Regions from separate parts of the Homo sapiens genome. Here region 2 is linked to region 1. The links are chromatin contacts, found by Hi-C or POLR2A ChIA-PET in ENCODE. All regions are on one chromosome and are shown on one strand. The core of a region is the stretch at or near the end of the contact, and the rest is flanking DNA. Distances in the headings are between cores, read along the strand shown.

Region 1 (3,451 bases), core at 305-2,804:
CCACAAAAATAAACCTATCTTTGACTGTTAAGCACGTTTCATGTTTCTTTCCTTTTTCTTTAACTCTTATGGTACAGAGGGTTGCTACTTGCCTCATCCCCACTTTTTCCTATTATTAAGCTTATGTTAATATGGTGCATTTGTCACAACTGACGAACATTGATATATTATTATTAACTAAAGCCCATACTTTATTCAGATTTCCTAATGTCCTTTCTCTGTTCCAAGATCCCATCCAAGTTACTGCATTATAAATAGTAGTCACTGCCTGGGTGCAGTGGCTTACACCTGTAATCCCAGCACTTTGGGAGGTCAAGATGGGCGGAACACCTAAGGTCAAGAGTTTGAGACCAGCCTGGCCAACATGGTGAAACCCTGTCTTTACTAAAAATACAAAAAATTAGCTGGATGTGGTGGTACATGCCTGTAATCCCCACTACTTCGGAGGCTGAGGCAGGAGAATTACTTGAACCTGGAAGGTGGAGGTTGCACTGAGCTGAGATCATGCCACTGCACTCTAACCTGGGTGGCAAGCGAGCTCTGTCTAAAAAAAAAAAAAAAAAAATAGTAGTCACTAACATTCTTTTCTCAAATACCTATAAATATCCATTTCCTCAAATGTTCCTTGAGCCAGTTTTGCCATCTTGCTAGTTCTCTTATTAATGGGTAGAAAAAAAATTTTTTGACATGCATTCATTCTCTACCTTATACATAAATTACATTTTTAACCTTTTGAAAAGTTAACTTTGGTGCCTTCTTATAAGAAAGGGAGGCATGAGGCCTATGGTTATGCATCGTGACTCTATTGTGACTTTTCCAGCATAATCCAGGCTGCAGGAGAAAGACAGCGTTGTGGAGTGAAATCCAGTTTCTCTTTCTTGCAGAAAAATGCAGCTGACCAGGTTGTAGTCAAGAACTAAGCTCACCTAACTGAATAGGAATGTCTGATTGTCAAAAGTCAATAACAACAGATGATTTAAGTCTTCTTAATGTCTTCACATACATTCTAGATGTATACAAAACCATTCTATTTATGATAAAAAATATGTAATTAAAAATTATATCTCAAAAAGCTTTCTAGGAACATTTTCAAGGCTCAGGTTTTCAAACCATGAAGCACCAGTAATTAGGAGGAAGAGTTAAAGGTTTATTTTAAAACTGCAGGGGAAACCAGAGTGATAACAATCTATGATTAATCTGTGATTAATAACGGTTGAAAATTTGTTAGAAGGTACCTGAACATATTTTGACATTTGTATTTCTTTAATGTTTTCTGTAAAGGAAATGTTGTTTATTATTGGTAAAGCAAAATTTGTTTCTGTTAATTTTGGACTGCTAATTTTTTTCTAAAAAATATAATTGAATGCCATTATGGCCTCTCCCGTACTGTTATCCACCTCTGAGAAAGCTTAACAATTTAGATCATGAAGTCCATAGGAAGAGAATATTGTTCCATTGTTGGCAACCATCAGCATTTCATAAATAGCTCCAAAACTGAAACTGCCTTTGCAAAATTATGACTCAGACAGTGAAAGAGATCTAACTTAATCGACTTCCTCTTGCTTCTAACCTCCAAGCTGTCCTTGTTTGTTCCTGGGCAAAGGCTGAACTAACTTTAGGAGAAACTTAGTTTGTAGTTTAAGACAAAGATGATAACAGCCCTTTCCCAAAGCAGATCTCCTTCTTGCCTGGGGACTAGATTGCCTTTGTAGAACTAACATTAGCCACAAGATTAGAAATTATGGTTTAGGAGTCATGCAGCTGGAGACTACAAGATTCTGACCCTCCCTAAGCTGCTCCTAAGATCAGTGCTTGAGATATTCTGCAGACCCGGCACTTGATGGATCAGCTGGCACCACCAAGATTGGTAAACTGACTCATCTGATCTTGTGGCCCCACCTGGAAACTGACTCAGCACAAGAAGAGAGCTTCGACTCCCTGTGATTTCATCCCTGGCCAATCAGCACTCCTGGCTCACTGGCTTCCTCCCACCCACCAAGTTGTCCTTAAAAACTCTGCTCCCCGAATGCTTGGGGAGACTGATTTGTCTTTTCTGACTGTGTTTTTTGCTTTTTAACATGCCTCGTAATTTTTTTGATGATACCCAGTTATGATGTATCAGGTACAAGGAACTGAGGTAGGAACTGGGACTTTCAGTTTTATGAAACTCTGGCTAGAAAGTGGCTGTTTGCTGTTTGCTTCTAGTTGGACATGTCAGAGGTTAAAATAATCTCTGATACTCTTATTTTTGTCTCTCCTATTGTCTTTGGGTTTCCTCTGGGACTTTTTCCTAAATAGGGTCTGAGGCTTGTAATTCTTTCAGCTGTAATCTCCTGCTGATGTGATGGGAAGGTGTCGGGGAGGGGAGGTGTTCTATCCCTTTAGGATTAGGCCTTGGCCTTTTAGTGAGCCTGTGCCCCCGGGTTGTCTTCTCAGCACCCCTTTGCCCTCCCTCTCCCCTTCAGGCAAGACAGGAAGGTGAGATGGGGCTGGAGTTGGGTATTTCCCTTCCCTCAGGTTGATTAGACTCTGGTAAAACCCAAAGGGGCTGGGCTCTGGTAAGGTAGTTTTCCTTGAGGGCAGGGTTTTGTTAAGGAGAACAGAATCTCTTGGGCATACAGTTGATTCTTGCTTAGGGGCACTGACACCCCCCTTCCCCCTGCACAGTCAAAAATTCAAGCATAAGTTTTGACTCCTCCACAACTTAACTACTAATAGCTTACTGTTGACTGGAAGCCTGAAGGATAACATAAACAGTTGATTAACAAATATTTTGTACATTATATGTATTATATGCTATATTCTTACAATAAAGTAAGATAGAGATGATAAAATATTAAGAAAATCACTGCTGGGTACAGTGGCTGACACCTGTGATCCCAGCACTTTGGGGGGCCAAGGCAGGTAGATTGCTAGATCCCAGGAGTTCAAGACCAGCTTGGGCAACATGGTGAAACCCTATCTCTGCAAAAAATACAAAAATTAGCTGTATGTGATGGTGTGTGCCTGTAGTCTCAGCTACTCAGGAGGCTGAGGCAGGAGGATTGATTGAGGCTGGGAGGTCAAGGCTGCAGTGAGCTGTGATCAGTGCCACTGTACTCCAGCCTGGGCAATAGAGAAAGACCCTGTCTCAAAAAAAAAATAATAATAATAGAAAGAAAACTGGGAGTGGATCATCATAAAAGTCTTCATCCTCTAAGTCTTCATGTTTAGCAGACCGAGGAGGGGGAACAGAATGGTGATATGGTTTGTGTCCCCACCCAAATCTCATCTCAAACTGTAATCCTCAGATGTTGGAGGAGGGGCCTGGTGGGAAGTGACTGGATCATGGGGGCAGATTTCCCCCTTGCTGTTCTCAGGATAGTGAGTGACTTCTCCTGAGATCTGGTGGTTTTTAAAGTGTGTCACTTCTCCCCTCACTCTTGGGAGATGTGCTTGCTTCCCCTTCACC
Region 2 (3,451 bases), core at 609-3,108, 350 kb before region 1:
CAGACTCCATCTCAAAAAAAAAAAGAAAAAAAAAAAAAAGAAAAGCAGAACTAGGCTCCCATTTGTTCACGGGTATTAAATAAAAATGATCAGGGAGGAGGGGAAAAGACGATTCACAAAGGAGCTTCTAGTCTGAGTTATAAGGTAGCCACAGTGCAGTCAGCTCAGGCATTGGCAGGAACTACTGGGGGGATGTCACCCAACAAATTCCACCTTCACCTTAAAAAGTAACTGTCCAGCTGGTCCTTGCCTTCCTGTCCAGACCCGGAGCAGTGGGGCCCATGCACCTGGCACCTGACTTGCTGCAGGGAACCACAACAGCGTGTTCCTGTTCTAGGAACTGGGAGAGGGGTGAAGGGTGGCTGTGGGCCCAGCTGGAATGCTGGCCTCAGTGGAGGAGGTGCAGAAATGCCTGGGCAAGGCCAGGGGCAGACCCTCCCATCAGCGGGGAAAGGCCCTTGGCAGGTGGCACCAGAGGGGGCCACATGGTAGTGTGCCCAAACAGGGGCCCAATAAAGTCTTTACTTCCCTAGCTCTCTTTCTTGAGAATACTTCCCTCTGTGTCATAATTGGAATGTGTGAGTCATGCTCTCAATCTCCGAAAACTCAGTGCTCTTGGTTTGTCTGAGTCCGCAGCAGGTGCTGCGGGGGAGGCTGCGGGAAGCTGAGGACTTGCAGCCACTGAGGCCAGAGCTTCCCTGGACAGCACCGAGGCATGAACGGCATTGCACCGAAGACAGGGCTGGGTGGGGAGAGGTATGGCTACAGAACACACCTGTTAACTACCGGTAGCTTTCTGGGGGCAGAATCTGTCTGTCTCAAGCCCCCCAGGATTGCAGCCACCTCTCCCATCGCAGTCCCGCCACTGCTTCTGCTGCCAGGCAGGGCCTGGAGATATGGCTCTTGGCCACCTTTAGTACACAAGGTGCAGGCAGGCCCTGATAATGAAGAGAATTAAGACAGTTTCTCTCCCACAGACACTCACAGCCTAGACGAGGAGATGAACCATCAACAAATAATTTAACAAAGATTTGGGAACAGAGTGGCAGAAGCTATTCCTCTGCCCAGGAACAAAGAATCATTCCTTTCTGTTTCCATGTGGGCTCCTGACACAGATACTCAACAAGCAGAGCCAACATGATTGATCTTACGCCCTGATTATGTGGCAAACATGTTTGCATTTTACGATTGTTCATTTTAATTCGTATTATCAGGTTTTGCTACCATGGCAGAACATAACGGTCTTAAACCCTGCATGTTAATCCCAGTTATCCAAGACTTCCCATGATACACTATAAAAATGTCTTTTTACCCCGCACATGCTTATGTCACTATCTTATATCTTATACAATGTGCCTTTCATTTCTAAAAGCAATTCATTCACATAAATGTTCCTGCAGATTGTTAAAGCCTTAGACTCTGGGACCAGGCATAATTGGAGAACGAATCAGATGTATGTTTCAAAGAAACAACCCCAACACATATCCAAACGACATTTAAGATTTCTTCCTATTTCACAGGAGATGACTTACGAGTGAACACTCACCCTTTTTTGGTATGTTAGTCTCATATTACCTTTTGCTATTAAACCAGGCATGGGTACACTTTCCAGGGCTGAGCTTTATTGCACATGAGCCCTGTGACTCAACTTTGCCATAACCAGGTATTTTGGGGGCTTTTAAAAGTATGAAGACATTGCTAAGATTAGTAAAAACAGAACCTTCAAAGTCATGAACACTGAAAGTACAGAAATAAATCATTTTAGCTTTTGATGGTTTGATGAAACTTTCTATTCACTGGCTTCCTAATTCATAAGCATCAAAGTAAAGGAAATTGTGGTGACATGATTTTGCAGTCATAATTTCTGAGCCTCAGAAATGCATTCAGCTGAATCGAATGTAGTATCTTTCTTTTAATTTGAAATGGGTAAAATACAGATCCACAGTTTAAGAATCAAATTCAGTTTAACAATTGGAAAGAACCTTTGAGAAACTGTGTTCCAAACACATTTTACAGGTGAATACTATCAGAATACAACCGGTTGAGGACCAGGCAGGCCCCTTAACTTCCCCAGGGCTCAGCTTCCTGATCTGTAAAGTTAGGGGCTGGGCTGTATGAACCCCTAAATCCCGTTTCACCTCAAACGTATTTCAGGATTCTAGTAAAAAGGTGCTGAATGAACGAAGCTAATCCCGAGAGAGACTTGGATTTGCCTGAGATCATGCAGTTAGTCAGGGACAGACACACATCCTCTGACTCCCGGCCATTGCTCTTTATAGAGAACAGGTTTAGAGTAAAGATCTTGAATTAAAAAAAAAATTACACAGAGATTAATGAACAGAACACCTTATAAAAAAAAAACAACACACAACTCTATATGAAAACCAAGTCACGCAAACTTCTGAGCAATATGTTTCAGTAACCTGCACTTTTAAATCATAGACTGGCAGCTATGATTTAAGCACCCTTAGACATCCAGCTTGTGTCCCTGGCATGACCAGGTATGCACTGGAGGAATGTCAGCCAGTGTACTGGCTTCTTCTGTTACATCATGAACTTCTCCAAAATGGAGAGACAACAATTCATTATACCATGATCTCTCATTATAGATTGAATTGTATCCCCCAAAACGACATGTTGAGGCCCTGACCTCCACTACTGTATCTGTGAAGGGGACCTTATTTGGAAATAGGGTCTTTGTGATGTAATCAAATTAAGATGAAGTCATTGGGGGGTGGGGGTGCTAATCCAGTATGACTGATGTCATTATAAGAAGAGGGAAATTTGGACACAGGGAGAAGACGGCCACATGAAGATTGAGGCAGAGATTGGAGTGATGCTGCCACAAACTAGGGAATGCCCGGGGCTACCAGAAGCTGCAACAGACGAAAAAAGGGTCCTCCCCTAGAGCCCTCAGAAAGAGCATGGTCCTGCCAACACCTTGATTTTAGACTGTTAGCCTTTAGAACTGTAACACAATGAAATCGTGCTGTTTTAAGCCACACAGCGTGATACCTTGTTATAGCAGCTCCAGCAAACAAATACACCTCTCATGTCTCTGTTGGGTTGACTGGGCTCACTGGAGTCCTTCTCACTCAGGGTACTGCAGAGAGTGGCTGGAGCTGGCATCACCTGAAGGCTCAACAGGGCTGCATCCAAGATGATGCACTCACATGGCTGCAGTTGATGCCGTCACTGGCTGGGGGCTCAGCTAGGGTGTGGACCAGCTCATGGCCTCTCTGTGGTGTGGAATTATCAAAGCATGGCAGTGTCACTCCAAAGAGGCAGGAAGTAGAGACTGCTGTGCCAGTAAGGCCCTGGCTGGGAATGGGTGTGGCATCTGTTCTGCTACCTTCTATTAGTCAAACCCATTAAGGAGGTGTAGCAAGGTGAATGCAGAAAAGCATGTGAGTTGGGAGAAAGTGCTGAGCCATGATTGGAACATACAATC

The links. Hi-C counts contacts between places; a loop is a spot of excess contacts on that map. ChIA-PET counts read pairs that join two places held with the same protein, here RNA polymerase II (POLR2A). Pooled maps may share reads with other maps.
Region 2: a loop to region 1 is called in a map with no recorded cell type, with 7 times the contacts of the local background. The contact joins two enhancer-like sites. A Hi-C loop is called at or near these places in 3 of 37 single-sample maps with no recorded cell type and 9 of 50 pooled maps. POLR2A ChIA-PET finds 5 or more read pairs at or near these places in 3 of 52 experiments (HEK293, PC-9 and activated CD4-positive, alpha-beta T cell).

What each region holds. Positions count from the first base shown.
Region 1 is chr7:148,562,839-148,566,289 of GRCh38, reverse strand. All of the region lies in intron 2 of LOC124901766 (a long non-coding RNA gene), which reads left to right. Among named protein-coding and RNA genes, the nearest start is that of C7orf33, 26 kb to the left of the region's middle. RefSeq lists an enhancer at 1,757-1,896. Within about 2 kb of position 1,554, at least 3 of the 41 ENCODE cell types and tissues checked have a DNase peak (open chromatin) inside an H3K27ac peak, as active enhancers do; they include PC-9, where a contact is called at or near this core.
Region 2 is chr7:148,911,603-148,915,053 of GRCh38, reverse strand. No RefSeq gene overlaps it. Among named protein-coding and RNA genes, the nearest start is that of EZH2, 29 kb to the right of the region's middle. Within about 2 kb of position 1,858, at least 4 of the 41 ENCODE cell types and tissues checked have a DNase peak (open chromatin) inside an H3K27ac peak, as active enhancers do; they include PC-9, where a contact is called at or near this core.